3 separate regions of the Homo sapiens genome follow, and regions 1 and 2 are each linked to region 3. Evidence: chromatin loops called from intact Hi-C (ENCODE). Cell type or tissue: OCI-LY7. All regions are shown on one strand. Region 1 holds the start of LOC105371860 (a long non-coding RNA gene). Region 2 holds the start of MIR6080 (microRNA 6080). Region 3 holds the start of LOC107985000 (a long non-coding RNA gene).

Evidence for each region. Hi-C counts contacts between places; a loop is a spot of excess contacts. Peaks named below come from ENCODE experiments on the same cell type or tissue, not always from the same donor. Only the 100,000 strongest peaks of a DNase experiment are listed, where the experiment ranks them.
Region 1: a loop joins it to region 3, with 9 times the contacts of the local background. A loop is called at or near these places in 4 of 110 quality-filtered maps.
Region 2: a loop joins it to region 3, with 9 times the contacts of the local background. A loop is called at or near these places in 27 of 110 quality-filtered maps.

Annotation. Positions count from the first base shown.
Region 1 is chr17:64,844,467-64,852,466 of GRCh38, forward strand. LOC105371860 (a long non-coding RNA gene) reads right to left here and starts at 2,291. Exons shown (of 2, transcript XR_934918.4): 1 at 2,211-2,291; 2 at 1-604. LOC105376844 (a long non-coding RNA gene) reads left to right here and starts at 5,345. Exons shown (of 4, transcript XR_934912.4): 1 at 5,345-5,521. RefSeq lists an enhancer at 3,585-3,634. In OCI-LY7, a CTCF peak has its summit at 3,550 (motif pointing right); a DNase peak (open chromatin) is centred at 3,565.
Region 2 is chr17:64,773,900-64,781,899 of GRCh38, forward strand. It overlaps MIR6080 (microRNA 6080), which reads left to right and starts at 6,860; the gene lies at 6,860-6,925. It also overlaps the pseudogene ARHGAP27P1-BPTFP1-KPNA2P3 and the pseudogene ARHGAP27P1. RefSeq lists enhancers at 3,899-4,568, 4,569-5,237 and silencers at 4,724-4,943, 5,104-5,163, 6,417-6,466, 7,235-7,334. In OCI-LY7, CTCF peaks have their summits at 664 (motif pointing left), 3,120 (motif pointing right) and 3,319 (motif pointing right); DNase peaks (open chromatin) are centred at 412, 3,142, 4,132, 7,682 and 2 weaker places; H3K4me3 peaks cover 3,693 bases; H3K27ac peaks cover 2,605 bases.
Region 3 is chr17:64,957,384-64,965,383 of GRCh38, forward strand. It overlaps LOC107985000 (a long non-coding RNA gene), which reads right to left and starts at 5,381. Exons shown (of 3, transcript XR_001752973.3): 1 at 1-5,381. In OCI-LY7, CTCF peaks have their summits at 4,595 (motif pointing left) and 6,606 (motif pointing right); DNase peaks (open chromatin) are centred at 4,638 and 6,739; H3K4me3 peaks cover 3,179 bases; H3K27ac peaks cover 3,639 bases.

The sequences.
Region 1 (8,000 bases), 110 kb before region 3:
CCTCCCACCTCAGCCTCCCAAGTCGCTAAGACCATAGGTGCATGCCACCATGCCTGGCTAATGTTTTGTATTTTCTGTAGAGCCGGCGTTTTACCCTGTTGCCCAGGAGTTTTTCCTTTAATGTTCTCCTGCTACTTACTAATTCACTTTGTCACCCTGTGAGCTCATAAGAGCAGAGAGATAGCAACAGGAGCTAAAAAAAACTCTAAGCTGGGAAAAAATATTAAATATGAAATCATGATAGCTATTAGCTTAATTTGTTTTAGGCAAATTGCAAAGTAATTTTTTGGGAATCAGTGTCCCACTGCAGTGATTCCATACGGGGATTCCTAATTCCCAGTATGTTTTTAAAATAATTTGTAAACACCTAGTACAAACACATGATATGAAATTCAAGAGGTACAAAAGGGCATACAGCCCTGCACTCTCCCAGTTTCCCTCCCCGAAGGCAACCGCCATTACCAGTTTCTCGTGTGTGCTTCCAGAGGTATTCTTGTCCAACAGAACTTCAGTGATGAAAACAGTTGCCTGTGCTGCCAGTTTGGAAGCCATTAGCCACACGGGGCAGTTGAGCACTTGATATGTGGCTAGTGTGTCTTAGGAGCTGAATTTAAAAAAAAATTTTTTTTTTTTTAAAGACTCAGTGTCTTGCTCTGTTTACCAGACTGGACTGCAGTGATGTGTGAACATGGCCTCAAACTCCTATTTATTTATTTTTTGAGACAGGGCCTCACTCTGTTGTCCAGGCTGGAGTGCAGTGGTGCAGTCATAGGTCACTGCAACCTTGACCTCCTGGGCTCAAGAAATCCTCCCACCTCAGCCTCCTAAGTTGCTGGGACTACAGATGAATGCCACCATGTTTGGCTGATTTTTACAATTTTAAATTTTTTGCCTGGGCGCAGTGGCTCATGCCTGTAATCTCAGCACTTTGGGAGGCTGAGGCGGGCAGATCACCTGAGGTCAGGAGTTCGAGACCAGCCTGGCCAACATGGCGAAACCTTGTCTCTACCAAAAATACAAAAATTTGCTGGGCATGGTGGTGCGTGCCTGTAGTCCCAGCTACTTGGAGGCTGAGGCACGATAATCGCTGAACCCAGGAGGCAGATGTTGTAATAAGCTGAGACTGCGCCACTGCACTCCAGCCTGGGTGACAGAGTGAGACCCGTCTCAAAAAAAATAAAAATAAATAAATAAATAAATTTTTTGTAGAAAAGGGGTTTCACTATGTTGCCCAGGGTGTTCTTGAACTATTGGCCTCAAGCTATCCTCCCACTTGGCCTCCCAAAGTGCTAGGATTACAGGCATGAGCTACTGTGGCCAACCTAAATTTATATGTAAATAGCCATATGTGGCTAGTGGCTACTGTATCAGACCTCACAGTTCTGTACAGATAACGCACAGCGCACAGTAGCATACTATACACGCCCTACTAAATCTTGCTTTGTTCCCTTAACGGCACCTATGCATCTTGGAGATAGATTGTCCCAGTCTGCCTCATTTTTAAAAACTGCTGCATAATATCCTCTTGTAATCCACAAAGGCAATCCCAGACCCAGCCTGGGGGGCCATGGGTCATCACTTTTTACAACAAGCTCTAAAATCTTCCACATATACCATAATCAAGGCACTTCAGAACAACCCTAGGTTCCTCATGCCTCTACTTTTATTAGCCTGGGCCTGACATAGTTGGACATTGAATAGTCACTTCTGGGGGCTGGTGGAAATAATTTACCATGAGTGACTGCCCTAAAATATACTCTCCACCCACATGGCCCGTGTCTGGCATTCACTAGTGCTGGTGGCATTCTTTAAGGTTGCTCATATCTCTAAGTGGTTCTCCTTTAAAGAGCAAAGTCTCCTGGGAAAGGTGGTCATTAAGCAGAACATCTGGGGCTCATCTTGCTTTTGCCCTGTTGAGAGGGGCCAAGGGACTTGGTAGAGCAGCAGGGGCTCTGACGGTGAACCTCATTGTTTTTAAAATTATTCTTAAGAGGCCAGGTGCGTTGGCTCACACCTGTAGTCCCAGGATTTTGAGGAGCAGAGGCAGGAGGATCGTTTGAGTCCAGGAGTTCAAGATTAGACTGAGCAACACGGGGAGACCTCATCTCTACAAAAAATTTAAAAGAAAATTAATTGGGCATCGTGGCATGAGCCTGTGGTTCCCGCTACTCGGGAGGCTGAGGTGGGAGGCTGTGGTTCCCGCTACTCACCTGAGCCCAGGAGGTTGAGACTTGCAGTGAGCTGAGTTCACACCACTGTACTCGAGCCTTGATGACAGAATGAGAGTTTCTCAAAAAAAAAAAAAAAAAAAAAATTGTCCTTAAGTCCATGTGGACCCCTGACTAGGTTTGTGCCCTAGACAGCCTTCCTCTGAGGGCAATTCAGGTGGTGAGACTCCAGCTTTAAATGGCCTCTAGAGAAATTTCACTAACCTGCCTTGGTGTTTGACCCTGTATAACCCCTTTCTTCTGGAGGTCCCTTTGGGTGGCAGTAGATACGGGATTTGGTGTCTGACAGCTCTGGGGACAGATCCCAGCTCCAAATGGCAGAGTCTCTACAGATTACAAGCCAAATACTTAGCACTATGTGCTGATCTTCAGGAAGTCAGTCTATATTTCATAACAAGTCACATGGGGATAATGAAGGAATGGCCTAAAACGCTCTCAGTAATATTCCTGAGTCATCCCTCAGGGCTGGGCTTGGTGTTAGGCATGGCGGGGAAGGGAGCAGAGCTGTGTGCAGAGGAAGATGCAGTTCTTGCCTTGTCAGGGTCCCTGACCTGATGGCGACCCATGGTGGAGTCTTCATAGTGATAGACACCACTGTAAAAGCAGATCCAGGTTGTGCAACCCTCAAAGCAGGTCTCCTCACTCACCGGGATAGATAGACTATTGGCGGTACCTGCATCCACCGCTTGCCATGGTTTCGTTGTGGGTGGAGGATACTTTCCTGTCCCCTGGCTTTGGGTTTGCCCATGTGGATTGCTCTGGCCTTGGAATGAAGCAGAAACCAAAGGCTGCCAGTTCCGAGCCCACGTCTGAAGTCGCCTTAGGTGGTTCCGCGGGCCCCGTGCGCTCCCACCTTCACCCAGAGGGCCTTCTCTGGTGCAGCCGCTGCTTCTTCAGCCTCCGCCCAAAAGGAACGGAGGCCCCTGGCTGATCCGCAGGCCTACAGGGAGCCACAGAGCGCAGCGGCTGGACCAGCGTTCAAGCCCAAGCACAGGCCTGCGAGAACCTTGTTCCAGCCGCCGTTTAGGATGGTTGATTAGGACGCGTTGCAGTGGCGGTAGCTCACCAATCCAGTGCGTGCACCCGCTCCTTTATTAGGCCATAGAGCCAGTGGCTCCCACAGGGACCTGATACAACAGTGCGTTAAATAAGGAGCATATTGAGCTCTCATGTCGTAAGCCAGTGGAGAAGTCCAGGGCTAGTGTGGGGGCTCCGGCGGGGGCTGTGGCCCGCATCCGCATGGAGCCTCCCCATGGTTCACAGGTCTCAGTCTTCGGAGCCTTCGGCCCTGCGAGCCCGAACGGTCCACAGGGGGGCGCCAAACCCTCTTTCGAACGCCATCCTCTAAAGCCTAGGCTCCAACCGGTTCCATTTCTTCAGGCTCAGGATTTTCACTCTTCTCGAATGGGGGTGTCCCTCCCCCAATCTTCTGAGTCGCAACAGCATCTCCCTCCCTCCAGGACCTCAGAGCCAGAGCTGGGCGAGAGGCCCTGACCTCCGGGGTAGGGTGGAAGCGTCCCTGTGAAGGTGCTGTCCTGCCTCCCATCCCCAGGCGCCGGGCCTCTCCCACCCTCAGCGCCCTGCTCACCTCCAGCTGAAGATGTCAGGGCACCTCTGCTTCCTCCCTGCCGTTTCTGCAGTACCGCCGAGTGTGCATAAACGGGTTTAATACAGGCTTTGCTGGGTGCGGGGACTCCCACCTGTAATCCCAGTACCTTGAGAGACCAAGGCGGGAGGATCACTTGAGGCCAGGAGTTCAAAACCAGCCTGGGCAACAAAGTGAGGCCCGTCTCTGGAAAAAAAAAAAAAAAAAAGAATAAAAGAGGTCCCTTTTTCTGGGAGATTGATATAGGGGAGTGTGAGTTAGAAGGGAGGCATCGAGGATCAGTCATTTAAAGCAGCATCCAAGGATGTTCAAGGCTAGAGATCCACAGGTGTATTTTCAGAAACTGAATTTCCTGGCGGGGCACAGTGACTCATGCCTGTAATCCCAGCACTTTGGGAGGCCAAGGTGAGTGGATCACTTGAGGTCAGGAGTTCAAGACTAGCCTGGCCAACATGCTGAAACTGTTTTTAGAAAAAAAAAAATTGGCCAGGCATGGTGGTGGGCGCCTGTAATCCCAGCTATTCGGGAGGCTGAGGCAGGAGAATCACTTGAACCTGGAAGGCAGAGGTTGCAGTCAACCGAGATCACGCTACTGCACTCCAGCCTGGGTGACAGAGACTGTCTCCAAAAACAAACAAACACACAAACAAAACACAAAAAAACCCCAAAACCCAAAACAAGCCAGGCGTGGTAGCTCGCACCTGTAATCTCAGCCCTTTGGGAGGCCAGGGCGGGTGGATTACCTGAGGTCAGGAGTTTGAGACCAGCCTGACCAACATGGGGAAACCCCGTCTCTACTAAAAATACAAAAATTAGCCGGGCATGGTGGTGCATGCCTGTAACCCCAGCTACTAGGGAGGCTGAGGCAGGAGACTTGCTTGAACCCAGGAGGCAGAGGATGCAGTGAGCTGAGATCGTGCCATTGCATTCCAGACTGAGCAACAAGAGCAAAACTCCACCTTAAAAGAAAAAAAAAAAAAGAAAAAACAAACAAAACTCCTGAATTTCCCTGTGGATACCTTTTCTCTGGCAGACTTTTTCAATGAGGGCTAAGTTGTCTCCAATACTATATGGCCTGTAGACCGCTCAGCTTTCATTCCAGTGAAAACATTCCAGAAAAATCTCTGAATCAATCCCAGGTGTTTCTCCAATCAGCTCAGGATGATTGTGTGTTACCTGCTGCCCAGCTAGTGACACCTCTCCAGGCCTCTGACTTAGCTAGGTCTCCACCATGTGACTCCACCGTAGACTCCCCGCCTTCTTCTTTTGCAAAGCCTTGGACACCCAAACACCTACCAAAAGTGGGTTAGTGTGCCAGGACACCTCCAAGTGTAAGTGGGGCTCTCCAGCACACCTGGATGTGGAGGTGTGATGCAGAGTGGTGGCTGCTCGTGACACTCATTTCACCCCTTTCTGTGCAGGTGCCAGAAGCCCAGGAAGCACACATCAAGGCTCGCTTGCCAGCGGGGTGCTGCCAATAAAATGTAGTCACGTGGAATTTGGGATGTGGAAAGGAGGTAGAAGTCATCCTTTCCTCCCCCATAGCAGCAGGTGTGCAGGCTCTGGTGGTCAGCTGGACTCCATACTCCCCCACCAGTCACCAGCCTGGGGACCGTGGGGCTGCAAGGACCTCAGCAGCAGTTTCCCAAGTTTCCTGACTTCTTCCATCCTCTGGAAATCAGCTGTGGTAAAGTAGCCTGAAAGCCAGTGGTGCAACCCCATCCCCACAACCTTCACCACCTCTAGCCCCTCCAGTGATAAGCACTAATTGCCTATATACAACCCTTTTTTGTTTGAAATATCTAGAGTAATTTCTGTTTTCCTATCTGGGGTAGTGTAACATAAGAAGAAATATATATTTGGTCTCTGCCCCCAGTTCCTAACACAAAGCTCCCAAAACCCTTGAAAATTCCTGAATGATGGCAGTGCTAAGAGCATTGTCCTTTGTTAGTTTATCATTTTTCTTTTCTCCTAGGTGTTTTTTCCTTTTTAAACTTTTCTTTTAGGTTAGGGGGTACATATGCACGTTCGTTATATAGCTAAACTTGTGTCATGGGGGTTTGTTGTACAGATTATTTCATCACCCAGGTACCAAGCCTAGTACCCAATAGTTTTTTCTGCTCCTCTCCCTCCTCCCACCCTCCACCCTCAGGTAGGGCCCAGTGTCTATTGTTTATGAGTTCTCATTATTTTGCTCCCACTTATAAGAACATACAGTATTTGGTTTTCTGTTCCTGTCTTAGTTTGCTGAGGATAATGGCCTCTAGCTCCATCTGTGTTCCTGCAAAAGACATGATCTCGCTGTTTTTTATGGTTGCACATCTTTTGTTCTAACATTTGGTCCTTAAACCTGGTTCCTGACACAGAGCTCCTAAATCCCTTGGAATTTTCTGGGTGATAGAAGCGTCCTTTGTTCTCATGAGGTGACTCTTGGTGGGCTCCTTATTTGGGGACTGGTCACCAAAAAGACCTATGGTTGGAAGTGTTGTGCTGTCAGCCCCATTCCCCATCCTCTGGGGTGGGGAGTGGAGCTGGAGCTCAATCATGCCTACGTGATAAAGCCTCCAGAAAACTCCTTAAAAGACAGGACTTGGAGAGCTTCCGGGTTGGCGAACACATCCATGTTCCAGGAGAGTGGTGCACCCCAACTCCACAAGGACCCTTCCAGACGTCACCCTGTGTATCTCTTCATCTGGCTTCATCATTTGTGTCCTTTAAAATATCCTTTGTAATAAATCAGCAATAGTAAGAAAACTGTTTTCCTGGGTTCCATGAGCTGTTTTAGCAAATGTTCAAACCTGAGGAGGGAGTTGTGGGGACCTCCAATTTATAGCCAGTTGGTCAGATGCATAGGTGATGCTTGGCCTTGCACCTGGGGTCTGACATGGGGATGGTCCTGTGTGACAGAGCCCTTAACCTGTGGAGTCTGGTGCTCACTCTGCTTAGGGCTTCTCTGCCTTTTTAGTGTCCTTCTAGAAGGCCTTTCCTTCCTCTTGTCAGCTCAGAAAACTTTTCTTCCACTTCCCTTCTTCTAAACCATCCCTTACATCTACTCCTTTCCAGCCGACCAAGAGCAGAACCACGGCTGGCTCCACTGCCACCATGCTGTCCCACACTGTCTCCTCGGGATGTATTCAGATGTCCAACCCTCCCCCCAGTCTAGGAGCCACCCCCCTTTGAGGAAAGGGATGCTGGCCTAGTCAACTCTTTCCCAGCACCAGGCACAGCATCTGGCACATTCCATCTTTTTCATGGACTCTCCCCAGGCGGCCTGACCTTCCCTCCTCTGAACCAGTGCATTTCTTGTCTGCATCATGTTTGCCCTAATCAGATACCACCTTATTTCCATCTTTTAAAAAATGCTCTATTTCTCTGGCAGGCTTCATCGGAATCACAATTTTCATTCATTTAGTAACTGTTGGCCTTGTATCCACCTCTCTCTGGCACTCAGGTCTCACTTAAGAGCTGGCTGTCTGTGATTTGCAATCAGTGAGATGGAGACAGAGGGAGCCCTAGGCAGTCATGTTTTGTTCCACCTGACCCTGGGCGCCACTCCCCCTCCCAGGCTACAGGCGGACATGGGCACCAGCCAGGGAGAGACAGCTCATCCATACTCTGGCCCAGCAGAAACTCTGGGCTTAGACAAAACTGCTCAATTGAGGACAAACTGGGCAAAGTAGAATCTTACTTTGGGAGTTTTTAGAAATATGGTGGGGTGGCATTTGGGAATAATAAGAATTGTAGCTGGGCATGGTGGTACGCGCCTGTAGACCCCCAGCTCTGGAGGCTGAGGTAGGAGGATCTTTGGAGCCCAAGAGCTTGAAGCAGCAGTGAGCTATGAAGCACCACTGCACTCCACCCTGGGTGACAGATCAAGACCCTGTCTGAAAAAAAAAATGTACACATTTGAGATGCATAAAATTTTCTTGTTATATAAAAAAATTATAAGCATCGAAATGTGAAATTATGTAAATATGCCAAAATAGAAACCTGGAGGTGCTTGGAATCCAGACTTTGAGAGCCCAGCAGTGCAAGGATCTCTAGTGTTGGCTTTTTTTTTTTTGAGATGGGATCTCACTCTGTTGCCCAGGCTAGTGTGCAGTGGCCCATTATAAGCTCACTGCAAGCTCCGCCTCCCAGGTTCAAGCAATTCTCTCTCCCTCAGC
Region 2 (8,000 bases), 180 kb before region 3:
TGGACTTAGCTTCCTGCTATTACCAACGCCCCTTGCCAAAGGCTCCCTGGCTGGCCCTGAGTGGGGACAGGTGGGTCTGTCCCGAGGCCAGTTTCTTTCTCTCAATCACAGCGGCCTCGGGCTGCCCTCGGAGTTTGTCCTAGGAAGTGGGTGCTGGGCCTGGATCCAGAGAGGAGGGGCCCCCAGGTGGGTTTTAGGATTTGGGAAAGGGAGGGGAGAGAGTGGAGAAACTGCTGTGGCCGCCCTCTAGTCCCTCAGGGGCAAGGGCTCACTCACAGTTCCCAGCGGAGGAGGAGAAATGAGGGCCCCCGCTCCTTCCAGTCGGGGCTGCCTGCTCAGGTGCGGCGCCTCCAGGGTTGCTTGTATAAGAAGGTGCAGCAGACCGGCTGGAACTTCCCTCCCAGCGGCCAATGCCCCAGCAGCAGGGGCGGGCTCCAGGCCAGCTCCACCCACCTGGGCCTTCCCACTTCTGGGTGGGGATGGTGACTGCACCCTGAGATCCCAGAGCCAGGACCACAGCCATGGGGAAGAGTCTCAGAGGCCCCTTTATTGCACCGCCTTTGGCCTGGCTTCCCAGGGCTCCCTGAGTGGCCTCTTTGGGAGAGAGGAGGAGTCATCCCTGCTTACCTCTCCCTGTCTCCCTGTCTCCCCTCTCAGAAGGGGTTGCTTCTGCCCTCTCCTGGGCAGCAAGAGAACAGGAGACGTCCCTCTCCTGGGACATCAACTCTCCCACCACAGGGCTGGGCACGCAGGATGCTCAGAAGAAGGAGCGCTTGCTTGCCTTCAGCTTGTACTGTTCTTGCTGAGAGGAACAGGGTGGCCAACCCTAAAGGCCACCTGGCTGAAACTGAACCTGCTGGCCAGGGTGGGGCTTGGGGTCAGGGGCCTGGAACTGTCCTGGACACAGCCACTTCCTGGCTGTATGAGCTTCGTCCTGTCACTAAACCTCTCTGAACCTCTGTTTGTACTCAGGGCAAATGGAGGTGCCTACACCTGCCTTCCAAGCTGCTGGGAGCTTAACCCTGGGTTACAAGCCTTTGAGCAAGAGCCCACAGGACTGTTAGCCCCTTTGGGACTGCGTCTTACCACACTTTGTCCCCAGTGTCCAGCACAGTGACCAGCCCACACCAAGTACTCAATATGTGCGATTAGAGTGCATGGGGAGTGACAAGGCTGTGAAACACCATCCATGGCAGGAACTCCTCTGTTCTGGGGGTCCCTGGCCTTGCCCAGTAGCCTGCCCTAAGCCCTGAGCTGCCGCCTGACAGACGGGGGTCCCTATACACTCCCCAGTGCCCCCGTGCCATGCCATCCCCACATCCTGCCCCCTCTGTTCTGCACCCACTTTCTTCCGAGATCCCTTCTCAGCAACAATCTCCTCCCCATCTTCAGCCTCCCCATCTCCTGCCCACCCACCTGAACCTGGGGATGTTTCCATCTATGACCTACACCCCCTCTGGCCACGCTGTGTCTCTCTCTCTCCTTCTGTCTGTTGTCTACACACTCAATTCGCACCCTCACTTCACTCCTGACCACTGCCCTCTGCCTTCAGCACCCCCCTGACCAGCTGAGCTTCTAGTGGCCACTTCGGATAAGTGTTATATGGCCTTTCTCTCACGTCACCTTCCTGTGCATCTTTCTTCTGGACACTTCTTGTCCTCTGAGCCAGCACTCTCATGCTTCTCTTCCCTTTGTCTGGCACCTAAATCCAGGCAGGCCCCACCTTTCTCCACCCTGCTCCTCCCCAAGTCCCCCCCACCCCCCAACTCAGTAAGCAGCACCACTGTCTGCCCACAAGTGCCAGCTGGGAATCTGAACTCAACCCGATTTCCCTCCCACCTCCCTCGGCCCCCAGACCCTGCCCATCCATCTCCCAAACCTCTGTTACCACCACATGCCCACGAGACCACCAAGAGCTTCGGCCATTCTTGAGGCCCTGGCCACAGGGATTTTTTTCTCAATCCCATTCCTGTCTCTGCTAAAAGCCTCACAGCAGCTGCAGGATAACGTGCACATTCCTGGCAAGGGCTCATGAGGCCCTGCCCCGGTGGGCACCCACTCTCAACCCCATGCTCCACTCTGAGCCCCGGCCCCATGTCTTCTGTTGCTGGCCTCCTATCCAAGAGGGTGAGTCCCCCAGGACCGTGGCTGTGCCTGAGTCCTCTCTAGATCCAAAGGCTCACCAGGGCTCTGCAGCTATTTGGCTAGTTCATGCCTAATGAACGAGTGAATGGGCCTGGAGGATTATGGTGGGGAAATGCCGCCTGGGACAACTAAGGGCAGGGGTGGGGTTCCCTTGTGGGGGCAGGACCAACTCCCTACCCTGGACTTTGTTGGGGGTGGAGCACCAGGGAGAGCCACAGCTGCCTCTTGAATAAAGCTCCGTGGCAGGGAACGTGGTATTATTGCACTCATTGCACAGGGGAGGAAACTGAACCAGAGACGCAAAGTGACTTGTGGAGGTCACATAGTGAATTAGGGCCACAAGTGGGGCCAGGGAGCAGCCTGTCTCTGGCCAATGTCCTAGTTCCCCCCTGGGTAAGTCCCCTGCCCTCATCACCTGTGCCCCTCCCCCCATATGCCACTGCAACTGGGAACCTGCTGGGAGCTGGAGGAAGGATGGGCAGAGGGGCCACCTGGCAGGCGCCCTGGCAGCCGGGGTGATCTGTCTTCTCAGGAGATGTCAGGACCTGGGCAGTCTCCTTCCTCTTTGGTCCTGGGGCCTGGGGTGGTGGCCCTTGGGCAGACCTACAGAGGCCTGGCTCATAGGTAAGGGGCTGCCGCACCTCCGCCCTATTCAACATACACTCTCTGTGCACTCTGTCTGAGCCAGACCCTGGGCCAGATGCGAGGTTCAAAGAGCAAGGCCATTCCCCCACCTCCAGGGGCTCCGCTCAGACGGGCAGGCACCGTCCCACCGTCACTAGGACAGAGAATGTGGAGAGGCCGGGAAGTGCGCCACCGGGAGCCTGCGCAGGAAACGGAGGGGCGCTGCGGGGGAAGAGCGCTGGCATCCAGCCACCCATCCCAGAGAAGCTGCCTGGCTGGCTGGCAGGGGCGCGAAACAGGAACCAGCCGCGGTCTCCAGCCCCGCCCGCCGGGTGCCGTTTTCCACCCTGGCCACAAGGCGGCGGGCTGCCGCTGCAGGAGCCAGAGTGAAGGCGGCGCAGACCCAGGGAAGCCAAACGAGGATGACCCAGTCTGGGTGGACCCCCTGCTGCTGCCAAGCGCTTCGAAGCCTTAATTCATTTAAGGCTCACAACCCTAATCCTTAGGTATTGTGCTTACACCAGAGGACGCTGGGCCTGGGGGGGGAGGGGGTGGTCCTCGCTTGTAAGTTAAGTGGCTGTCAGCAGCTGGCAGCTGCCCCAGCAAAATCCAGTTCCCCTTTCCCTAGTCTCAAAACCTGAGCTCTGCATTGTAACGAGACAGGCGGAGGGAACACCCAGCAGCGGGCCTACGGAGGCGTGTCTCCTTCGTCTGGGCATCCCGGACTCAGTCCTGGCACATGGTGGGCATCAGTGTTCATGGTAATGACATCAGGCACAGCGAAATAAATCAGAGGCTCCCAAGGTTCAGAGGTCATCTGTCCATCCCCTCCCTTTGTGCTAAAGAACAAACCGAGACCCTGAGAGAGGAAGAGAGCTGCCTCTAGATCATCACACGGCCGGTGGCAGATGGCAGAACGGTTCTAAGCATCCTTTTCTCCCCCTCGGGCTGCCCCTCCCTGAAAAGTTCCTAAAGTTCAAAATGTCAGAGTCCCCCAGAGTGTTCTGAGGATGCAAGAGTGTTTGTAAAACGTGCTCTATTTTCGATTTCCCAGATTAACACAACTGGATTCTGAAGAGGGGAAAAAACAACCTCACTTAACACGTCTTTCTGAAACAAACCCATCAGGAGTTCTTTTAAAAAAAAAAAAAAAAAAAAAAGGAACTGAAATGCTGGAAGCACCCTCAAAGGGAAGCAGACGCCTGACTTTCACATCCACCCTCTCATCTGACTCCAGGCTCCTTGAGCTGGCGGCAGGCCCGCAATCCCCCGTTCCGTGCCCAGATGCACTTCGGAATATAGAACAGCTGGGACTTGGAAAGATAATATGTGGCACCCACCTGCTGTAGGTTACATAACCTCCCAGCAGGGCTTGGGGCAGCAGCCGGCCATCGAGCTTATTTGCATTTCTGCAGCAAAACATGAATATTCACACAAGTGCGATAAATAAAGACCATCAACAGCCTCATATCAGTTCAAGCGCAATTTTGCCACCAATTTGATTACGAAAAATCTTTCGGGCTTCCAGGGAGCTTTGGAGCCTGGAAATTGCAGATGAGGGATGGGGGCCTGCACTGTTTCGCGGCTGGGGAGAGGGAGCTCATCCGAAGTCTTCCGACAGAGGTGGGCGTCATGCCCGACGCTGAGCGGAGTGGGTCTCCTCGAGCCCAGGCTCCCTGCGGGCGCTGTCCTCAGCGAGCCTCCCCGCCTCCGCGCCCGGGGTCGTACCTGCTTCACGATCTCCTACCGCGGCGGGCCGCGTACCTCCTGGATGGCCTCTTAGACGTTCTCTGAGTCGCTGCGCGACAGGGGCAGCAGGCACACCCAGGAGCCCGCTACGCTGCAGGCCTTGAAGCTGCCGCTGCTTCCGAGGTTGCCGGCGGGAGGCGAGACGACGGCGCGCGTCAGGTCGTCCAGGGACTGCGCGGGCCGCACGGGCGCCGTGGGCCGCAGGTACAGGCAGGCGGGCAGGCCGGGCGCCAGGCTGCTGCGCTGGCTCGCGGCGCCGCGCTGCGCAGGGCCGCACAGGGAGCTGGCCCCGCCTCGGGGCTCCGCTGGGGGGCCGTTGGGGGCCGCTGCCACAGCCGCGCTCACGAACCGGTAGTCGTAGGCGAGCGGCTCAGGGGCTGCGGGTCCCGATGGGGGGACCTGGCGGCGCGTCAGCGGCAGGGTTGCCCAGCGCAGGCAGCTCGCGCACGTACTGCGCGGGCAGGTAGAAGGGGCGGCCGCCGGGCTTGCGCCGCACGTGCCACCAATGCTCAGTGCTCTGTGCTGCGCCGCAGCGGCCGGTAGCGCTCATTGGGCGGGATGGCCACGCGGCGCCCGTCCTTGCCGGTGTACTCGAAGGGGTGCTCCACCAGTACGTACACGTCCCCCTCCACATCCGCCGCCATTGCGGCCGCGGCATTTTCCTGCAGGCAACAAGGAAGAGGGCCGCGGAAGTCAAGACCACTGAGCCCGGAATAGCCCAGCACTCGAGGAGAGACTTGGGTTCGAGTCCCGATGCTGCACTTGCCGTTCGCCTTCGGGCCTCAGTTTTCCCATTTCTAAAATGAGGACTTGAATAAAATCACATGCAAGGCTTCCATTCTTACACTCAGTGCTGGAATTAGGACAACCTCTTCATTCCGTGGGGTTGATTCTAAGATTTCAGCCTCGCTTCAGTCCTGCGGTGGGGAGATTGTGGGTAGTCTTGGTCCAAATCGACTGCGAGGGAAACTTTGGCTTTAAAACGAGGGGTGATTACCTGCTCTAAGGTCGACACCACGCTTGCTTGATAGTTGACCGTGCCTTAGTTTTCCCGTCAGTCAAGTGGGAAGAGCAGCCCATTTCCTGCCGCTCCCCGGGCCCTGTCCCGCCTGGACGCCTCCCTCCAGGAGCCTGCGCCCCGGCCCCGGGGTCAGGGTTGGGATGCGGGCTCTGCAGGCGCCCCGGCGAACAGCTCTACCTGGAGGCTGTCCCTGCCCCGCTTAGTCCAAGGGCCTTGGTGTGGGGGCCTCCGCTGTCAAGGCGGGGGAACCGGTTCTCTCGGTTTCTCTCCCCTTCCCCAGCGGCTTCAACGCAGACGTGAGCCCGAGCCGGGCCCGCCCCCGCCCCCTGCTCTCCGGCTCTCACGCCGCCCCCCGAGAGAGGCTGCCCACCTGCCCTGTGACCCCTACAGTGTCCCCAAGAGAGTGGCCCCTGGAGAATGCACTCTGAGACAGTGACTGTCCGTGCGGAGTCCCAAAGCAGGGGCCCTCAAAGCTCTCCGGAGTGGTCACAAGCCCCGCTCCCGCCCCGGCTGGGTGTGTCAGGGATGGGGGAGAGCTTAACTAAATCTGCCGGCGCCCCTCCACCAAAGCCATGAGTCGGTGGTCTTCTCCGGAAGTGCATGGCCCCTCCAAGCTCCCACACTGACCACATCTCCTCCTGCCTCCTAAGGTGACCCAGGCCAAGGGCCAGGAGACCGCGGCTTGCCGAGGCTGAGGGACCGAAGGAGCAGGGTCCAATCCGGGACTCCCGTAGGGCTCCTTCGCCACTTTGTCAAGCGTTCCTCGACTAGGAAAGGGTATACACTTGAGTCACTAAGCACACTGGGCCCCGGAGGCGGGGTCATCGAGCTGCCCAGAGCCAACAAACCCCAAGGTGGACACTGCCCCGGCGCCCCTTCCCCCCGGACCCCGCAGCGCACTCACGTCTGCTGGGCGGGCCTCAGGGAGCCCAAGGGCCGGGTGGGCGGGGCCGGCAGGTTAGGCCCGGACCATCGCCCTGGGCGGGGCTTCCGAGGTGGTGCCGGAGAGGTTTCGCGGAATCGGAGCTGGCAACGGCAGCGAATAGGGACAGCGACGCTCAGGAGTGCTGTCACCCATACCCAAAGAAGCTGCGTCTGGGCGGGGCGAGGAGGAACCTGAATGCCTCTGCTGGGGACCTTGGGGGGCATTGGGACGAGGACCGGAGCAGAAAGCCGGGGTCCGGAGCCAGGAAGGCTGCGTCTGAAGGGGCGCTGGCTGGTCGCTAGCGGAGCCCAAGGAGGGTGGGCCTCCCCTGTCCCGCCTTCCCCCTTCCCTTCTCCCCCGGGGATTTGCTGTCCCGGAGTCCCTGCGTCCCTCCCGCCTGCGGCTCTGGGAATGCCGGTCTGGGGCTGGTTGTCTAGTGCGGGCGTTCCCGTTCGCGGGGAGGTCATTGGCACCCTGAATCACCCACTGCGAGCCCTTCCAACCGGATTGTAGACCTGCCAGCTCCGGGCCCACCTCCCCCAACAGGGCCTTTCCCGGAGCAACCCGGCCGGGCCTGGAAAAACTCCGAGAGGGATTCCCAGCGCAGGGACGCCCACCGGAGCGCAGTGTCTCGGGCTGGATAAGAAGGGGACCCGGCCACAGCTCCTTCGCCAACCTGCGGGAACACAGAGAAGGGGAGGGATTGGTGGGGGCCGAGAGGATCCCTGGAGCGCGAGAGCGCACCCGTCGCCAGGAGGTCCCCTGCGTCCACTGCCCAGGCGACGCAAGCTACAGCGGCGTCAACGCCTGGGTCGGCGCTAGGGGCCTGGGCCTGCTCCCCACCCGCCTCCAGAGGGAGGGCAGCCCTTCGCCTACCTTCTCCTCCCCGTGGGATGCGGCCCGAGCAGCTCCCGCCCCAGCACGGAGACAAGGGGAGCAGGCGCGCGGAGCTCCCGGGTGCGGACCCGCCACCTGCCGCACCCTTCCCTCCCCAACCCTGCCCCTTTCCCCACCCCCACCCCACCTCCCACCTCAACTCCCGCTCGGCGGCCCACTGCCTGCCCGGGCACCTCGGGGCGTCCGCTCGCCGGCCTCGTCTCCACTTGTCCCGGCAGGCGCGCGTGGGCTCGGCGTCCCGCGCTCCCTCCTCGACCGCGCGGCTCCGGCGCTGCCAGGTTTCCTGTATAGCACTATAACCAGTGAGGCACCGGCGGAGAGCGCCCGGCAGAACTTCCTCCCGGACTGGGGCTGGGCTGCGGTTGCGAGAGACAATCCCCGGCGTCCTGGCTTCCTGTCGCCTCTGGGCCAGGCCCGCGCCTGAAGAGGAAAGATGCCACCCCCTCCCCTGCATTTCCCGGGATCCTGGGCCACTCCCGGGATCCTGGCTGTCTCCAGGGAGGAAGAGGCCGCGGGGCTGAGATGGTGGGACTGGGGATGGCGGGAGTCTCCCGCGCAGCTTCTCCTGGCCAGATTGCCTTCCCACCATCCCCCACTCCCTCTTGACCCTTGCGGGGAAAGAGGTCCACCCTCCAATCC
Region 3 (8,000 bases):
ATGATTAATCAAAAGAAATAAAATCTGAGACATAAGCAGCATTTTTACCTCCTTTCTGCAGTCCTTTAAATGCCTCACAGAATACGTCTTATCTTGTAAAAAATACTTTCATAAAAGGCCAAGTTGTCATGATTCTTCCATTTGATTAAGGGCAACATGTGCTATTTAAAGGGGAAAAAATAACGGATAGCAAATCACCTTAGCTTTCAAAAATAATTTGTTTTATCATCTAAGAATACTTGAGGAACTTCTTTGATCAGAATTATATTTCATTGAACTGTTAAAGCATTTCTGATTTAAAGAAAAAACCATCTAATTGTTGAAGCATTTCTGTATTTCACATGGGGGTAACAGAGACATTTATGTTATAGCGAGTTACAAGTTGCAATTTACATCTTCTATAACTCACAACTTGATTGTTCTAAGTTGCCAGAGGTATCGGGTAACTGGTCATTGTTTTTTTGTTGTTGTTGTTGTTGTTTGTTTTATTTTTTATTTTTGGAGTCACACTACATGTATAGTATTGCTCACGTTACAGTTTTCTGTAAAGAGGACAAGTGTCAGGATAATAGGTGGACTTTTTACTCACCTATTTTACTGCAATCTCACCCTGCAGGTGACGGTCAATGCTCGCTGCTCCATCTTTACTCATCATTAATGTTAATTTATGACAACTCGGGGGAAAAACATAACAAGCCTAGTTTGGTTACAGGTACACACAAGCTTGAATATTTCTCTGCACTGAAATGAAAGTGGCATAGTTCATCACCACCTGCTACATTTTGTAGAGCATCTTACCAGCCATAGAAATAGGACAATCTATAAAACTTTGGGGAGGGTGGGGGAGGAAATGACACAGTGTCTGTCAAAAACAGGCATAATCTAAAACAAGGTGGATATAGCAAATCTCTGCCACTGCTTGAGAAGAACTTTGAGCTTGTGGCAGTTTTGCAGACTTACATGACTTCAGCACTTTACAACGTATTTTTACTATGAATGTTCAATACAATTTAATATTTATAACTGATTTCAGAGGGATCTGCTCCATGTCTATTCTGTTACCTGCATGAAAAGAGAATGCATGCCAATTTCAGTATGTCAATAATCAAGGTTTTAAATGTTTGGAAGAAAATAAAAACAAGATTGCTGATTTGTTCTGTATTAGTGACATTCTGGTACTTCTAGATTTGCAATACATTTATGGCTTTTTTATTTAAAGATACTGATTTTCTTCTGTTATAAGATTTTTTTATTGACTCTCACAGCATTCAGTATTTGATGCAATTAAAGTTATAAAAACTCACCAAAGATTCACTCCAAATAAATAATTTTTTAACGTTTATCTTCTGCAAAACCTTTTAACTCTACTAGAGACACATAAAGTTTCCCAAGAAGTGTCTACTGAACTTTTTATTTATTTATATTTACTAGTATTTTTTTTTGAGATGGAGTTTCACTCTTGTTGCCCAGACTGGAGTGCAATGGCACAATCTCAGCTCACTGCAGCCTCCCAGGTTCAAGTGATTCTCCTGCCTGAGCCTCCCGAGTAGCTGGGATTACAGGTGCCCGCCACCACGCCTGGCTAATTTTGTGTATTTTTAGTAGAGATGGGGTTTCACCATGTTGGCCAGGCTGGCCTCAAACTCCTGACCTCAGGTGATCCACCTGCCTCGGCCTCTCAAAGTGCTCGGATTACAGGTGTGAGCCATCGTGTGTGGCCTGAACTTTTAAATCATTTTTTCTGGTCATTGAAAGCAGGACAATTTTATTTTATGTTGAGTTTTTCATGCAAATTACAGCACCTTAGAAAAAGACTAAATAATTCAAGGGAAATATTAAGTAATGAATAACAGGAGAGCGAAATAAAAATTAAACAATATAATCAAATGAAGAAGCATGTTTTCATCTAAGAATTAAGAATGAAAGCAGCGATGGTATTTAATTATTAATGAAAAATACATGAATGAAATGATATCATGGTAGCCAGAGTAAGCCTATCAAAAGTCATAACGGCAAATAGTTAAAGACTACAACCAGTTACAGAATCGTTCCAAGAACTGTTGCAACCTGTAAGTAAACAGCACAGACTCTACATGCCAGGGTTTGGCAAACTTTTTCTGTAAAGGTCCAGATAGTAAATATTTAAAGCTTTGCAGGCCATGAGGCCTCTGTCTAGTCAACTCTGCCATTGAGGGTCAAAAGCAGCCACAGACAATATATAAATGAATGAATGTGGCAATGTTTCAATGGAATTTTATTTATGGATACTGAAATGTGAATTTCACAAGATTTTCATACAGGAAATATATATTTTTTCAATCACATAAAAATGTTAAACACACACACACACACACACACACACAATTAGCTCTCAAGCTGAAAAAAAAAAAATTCTAGCTCCTTCACCACATATCTGTAACACTGGCACAGATCAGTACCACCAGAAGCAAAGCTCTGAAAACTAACAGTCCTGACTCATGGGAAAGGATTCATTGTGGTCAAAGTAATTCTTAGATCATAACTGCCCCAAAATAGGAAAGATCAAGCAGCTAACACTTTTTCGTTGTTGTTGTTTTGAGACAGAGTCTTGCTCTGTCACCCCGGCTGGAGTGCAGTGGCACGATCTTGGCTCACTGCAACCTCCACCTCCCGAGTTCAAGCAATTCTCCTGCCTCAGCCTCCCAAGTAGCTGGGATTACAGGCATGCACCACCACACCCAGCTAATTTTTGTATTTTTAGTGGAGACAGGATTTTGCCATGTTGGGCAGGCTGGTCTTGAACTCCTGACCTCAAGTGATCTGCCCACCATGGCCTTCCAAAGTGCTGTGATTACAGGTGTGAGCCACCGTGCTTGGCATTATAGCTAACGTATTTGTTAATTATGTTTTCTTTTTTTTTCCTTTTTTTTTTTCTGAGATGGAGTTTCACTCTTGTTGTCCAGGCTGGAGTGCAGTGGTGCGATCTTGGCTCACTGCAACCTCCACCTCCACCACACCAGGCTGTTAATTATGTTTTCATTTCTCCTGATTAAAAAGATTCTGCTTTAAGATTGTTGACTTCAAGAAGTTTCAGTATAAACCTTATGTAGACTTTCTCTCCCCAAAACTAAAATTATTCTAGTTATAAAAATGAGTTGGGCCGGGCGCAGTGGCTCACGCCTATAATTCCAGCTCTTTGGGAGGCCGAGGCGGGTGGATCGCCTGAGGTCGGGAGTTCAATACCAGCCTGACCAACATGGAAAAACCCCGTCTCTACTAAAAATACAAAATTAGGCGGGCGTGGTGGCACATGCCTATAATCCCAGCTACTCGGGAGGCTGAGGCAGGAGAATTGCTTGAACCCGGGAGACGGAGGTTGCAGTGAGCCGAGATTGCGCCATTGCACTCCAGCCTGGGCAACAAGAGCGAAACTCCGTCTCAAAAAAAGAATTAAGATCATGTACTCTTTTAAGACCTATGTATCCGTAACTAATACAAAATGTGTCCAAACCTTTTAACAAAGTTATACATTTTATACTCCAATAGCATGTAATGTAGCTTTTGAGCATTTATTTGCCTTTCCCTTTGCTTAATACCTGGTGATAAAATAGAAAATGGATTCTATGTCAGCATTCTTGTGGCACAGATTCAAATCACCAGGTGGTATTTATTAGATTTAGATTTCCATACTCCAATTCAACTATTGTAAATTAGAAATCATCATGATCCTTCAGCTGGGCATGGTGGCTCACACCTGTAATCCCACCCAGCACTTTGAGAGGCCGAGGTGGGTGGATCACTTGAGGTCAGGAGTTCGAGACCAGCCCAGCCAACATGGTGAAATCCTGTCTCTACTAAAAATACAAAAATTAGCCGGGCATGTTGGTGCACGCCTGTAATCCCAGCTACTTGGGAGGGTGAGGCAGAAGAATCACTTGAACCTGGGAGGTGGAGGTTGCAGTGAGTCAAGATCGCGCCACTGCACCCAAGCCTGGGCAACAGAGTGAGACTCCATCTCAAAAATAATAATAATAATAAAAAATAAGAAATCATGATCCTTATTTTCACAAGTTTGCAAATATGGGGCTCACAAGGAACTAGAGTTTAGAAACCATTGCCTTTAAATCTTTAAACGGTGGCCAGGTGTGGTGGCTCATCCCTATAATCCCAGCACTTCAGGAAGCCAAGGTGAGTGAATTGCTTGAGCTCAGGAGTTCAAGACCAGCCTGGGCCACATGGTGAAACCAAAATTAGCCAGGTGTGGTGGCTCATGCCTGTGGTCCCAGCTACTCGAGAGGCTGAGGTGGGAAGATCACTTGAGCCCAGGGGGCAGAGGTTGCAATGAGTCCAGATGGCACCACTGCACACAGCCTTGGCAAAGAGTGAGAACCTGTCTCAAAAAAGAAAAATTGTAATGGTTATGCACATTACTTAAAATGACCTATTTAAGGAATTCAGACATGTTACATGCAAAAATGATCACTGCTATAAATATACATTGCATTGAGAAAAGAGAAGCTGCCCTTGTTTTCAGATTTGTGTTTATATTGCATGTGTCCTAAGTGAGGGCGATCGTAGCGTACAGCTGGGCCAGCCGCCGTTGCATAAGTAAGGAAACTGGGTCCCCCTAGTGTTCAGTTCTCATAATGACTCTCGAAAGGTGCAGAACAAGAAAAGTGGCAAGAGAACTTACAACTTCGCTATCCGTGTAACAACTCACCCAAATCAAAATTACTTCAATGACTATCCGTTTCCTACAGGGAAAGTTAGACGGGAAACCTGATGCCCAGAACATTTCCCCAAATATTATTGAGAAAATACATATTGTGGCCATGTATTTGTGTCATTTATATGCCTTTCCAGCAACTCAAGAACAAGCACGCTAACTTCCCTAACAACTTATACACCCTGGAATTCAACCAAAACTTTAAGTACCTTCTCTGCATCGACACCTCCCATTCTTAGTCTCAACTTTGTCCCTGAGCTCCTGATTTACATCTGCCTGCATGGCAGGGCATGGATATAAACTAAGCATCTTCAACTTAAAATGTCCTCAGCAGAACTCTGGATCTTCCTCCTCAAACCCACTCCTCCACACATCCAATCGGCTCTCCTTTCTAAATATATCCAGGAGCTGACTGCTTCTGCCAACTGCATCAGGACCCTTGATCCAAGCCAATATCATCTTAGCTGGATTATTACAGTAGTCTTCTAGCTGGCCTGCCTGCTTCCACTCTTGCAACATGCCACCCCATCTTAATTTTCCATACAGTAGCCAGAGTAATCTTCTTACAGCACAAGTCTGACATAAATCCTTGGCAATGAGCCCTGCGTGAACTGCCCGATGGTATTTCTTTTCCCTCTGCTCCTGTTATACTAGCCCCACTGGCTTTTTTTTTTTTTTTTTTGAGATAGAGTCTCGCTCTGTTGCCCAGGCTGGAGTGCAGTGGCATGATCTCGGCTCACTGCAACCTCTGCCTCCCAAGTTCAAGCAATTCTCCTGCCTCAGCCTCCCAAGTAGCTGGGACTACAGGCACATGCCACCACGCCCGGCTAATTTTTTGTATTTTTAATAGAGACGGGGTTTCACTATGTTAGCCAGGATGGTTTCTATCTCCTGACCTCATGATCCGCCCGCCTTGGCCTCCCAAAGTGTTGGGATTACAGGCGTGAGCCACCACGCCCAGCCCCCCCACTTTTTTTTTTTTTTTGAGATGGAGTTTCACTCTTGTTGCCCAGGCTGGAGTGCAAAGGCACAATCTTGGCTCACTGCAACTTCTACCTCTGGGTTCAAGTGATTCTCCTGCCTCAGCCTCCCGAGTATAGCTGAGATTACAGGTGCCCACCACCATGCCTGGCTAATTTTTTTTTTTTTTTTTGTATTTTTAGTAGAGATGGGGTTTTGCCATGTTAGCCATGATGGTCTCAATCTCCTGAACTGGTGATCCGCCTGCCTCGGTCTCCCGAAGTGCTGAGATTACAGGTGTGAGCCACGACACCCAGCCTCTCTTATTGTTTCTGGAATTGTTCTTCTTGTTGCAAGCTTCAGGCTTTGGCATTTGTGGTTTCCTTTGCTTGGTACTCCCTTGCCTGAGATGTATATGCAGTGTGACCCTTCAATTTGATCACTTCCAAATGCTACCTCCCTAGGGAGGCATTCCTGTCTATCCTATTCAAAATGGTACTTGTTTCTATTTGTTTACTTTGACATTAGGTTATAACAGCATCCACTTTGGGAGGCTAAGGTGGGCAGACTGCTTGAGCCCAGGAGTTTGAGACCAGCCTGGTCAACATGGTAAAACTCCTCTCTACAAAAAGTACAAAAATTAGCCAGGTGCGGTGGCACGTGCCTGTACTCCCAGCTACTTGGGAAGCTGAGGCGGGAGGACCACTTGAGCCCAGGAGGCAGAGGATATAGTGAGCCAAGATCACACCACTGCACTCTAGCCTGGATGACAGAGCAAAACTCTGTCTCAAAAAAAATTAAAAATAAAAATAAAATAAAGCATCTGTTTACTCCTTGACTCTCTGTCTCATCCACTAGTGTATTAGGGTAGGAGTTCTTTGTTCACTGCTGTATTCCCAAGGCTTTGAGCAGGGCCTGGCACCCAGTAGGTGGTGCTCCATGAATATTGTTGAATGAAAAATACATGAATGAATGAGTTATAGACTTTTTTCCCCTTTAGTTACACAAGAGAAGAAAAAGATATCTATTGACAGTTACAGCTCAAGAGAGTCTTTGCTGCTATGAAACAGCTGGATAACCACAGGACACTGAAAGCACTGTGCCGAGAACCCACCGGTTCAGCATCTGAGGATGGATGGATCTCAGACTGCCCAGCAGTAGTGTACTACATGGGTGGGTCAGTTGTAAAGAAGAAAAAACTGATCCATGAGCAGACACTAAAGAAAACAGTGGGATGAAATCAATACTGGGTTAAGTATGGCAGTCTGTGAGTTTGAACATATTGCCCCAATAGATTTTGTTTTAACTATTTTCCAGTAGACATTTTTTTTCATAATGCTTTCTTTTAATGCCTCAACTAGTCGCAAGAGCTTTACTAAATATTGCAACTCTTGGCGGGGCACGGTGGCTCACGTCAGTAATCCCAGCACTTTGGGAGACCAAGGCAGGCAGATTGCTTGAGCTCAGGAGTTCCAGACCAGCCTGGACAATGTGGAAAAAATCCCATCTCTAAAAATTAAAAATAAAAAAAATACACCGGGCATGGTGGTGCACACCTGTAATCCCAGCTACTTGGGAGGCTGAGGTGGGAGGACCACTTGACTATGGGAGGTGGAGGCTCCAGTGAGCCGTGATCATGCCACTGCACTCCAGCCTGGGCAACAGAGCGAGACCCTATTTCATAAATAAATAAATATCGCACCTCTCTTTTTTTGGTACTAAGGCAGAACTGTACATAGACTGATTTCTCCAACTTTGAGCAACCCCAGATGGCTCTACTTGAACAGAAAAGAAATTGAAAGTTTAATCGTGTATAATCCCTTGTAAACAACCTGGGGGAAAAATGGTTAGGTTCTCGCCGGTGATATTTTACTTCAATGAGGTCATGTAGCACAGTGAAAATAACGAATAACTCAGCATTAGGGAGAATTGGGATCTGATCCCATTTTTGCCATTGGTTACATGACACGCAAGTTTACTCGGCTGCTGCAGGCTTGTGTCCTCATGCATGAAATGGACTAAACAATCTCCACATTATTAATGCTTTACGACTCCGCTTTCCAAAAATGGAAATGCATTTGAAGACAATACCAGGCCCTTGAAAATGAAGACGGGAGGGTAAAAAACAAGCTGCAACAGAGAACAGTATCAAGCTTTTAAAGAAACAAGTTAACACCGAAGCCAGAGGCCTTTAATGTAGACATTAAACGGTGTCTACATACACCCTTTCAGCTTGAATGTCAGCACCGGCTGTACTGACAGAAGATTTACATGACCTTTTCCTGAAATAAGCCTTCCTCTCCTAGTAACTCAATACCACGGGTACATTTTTCCA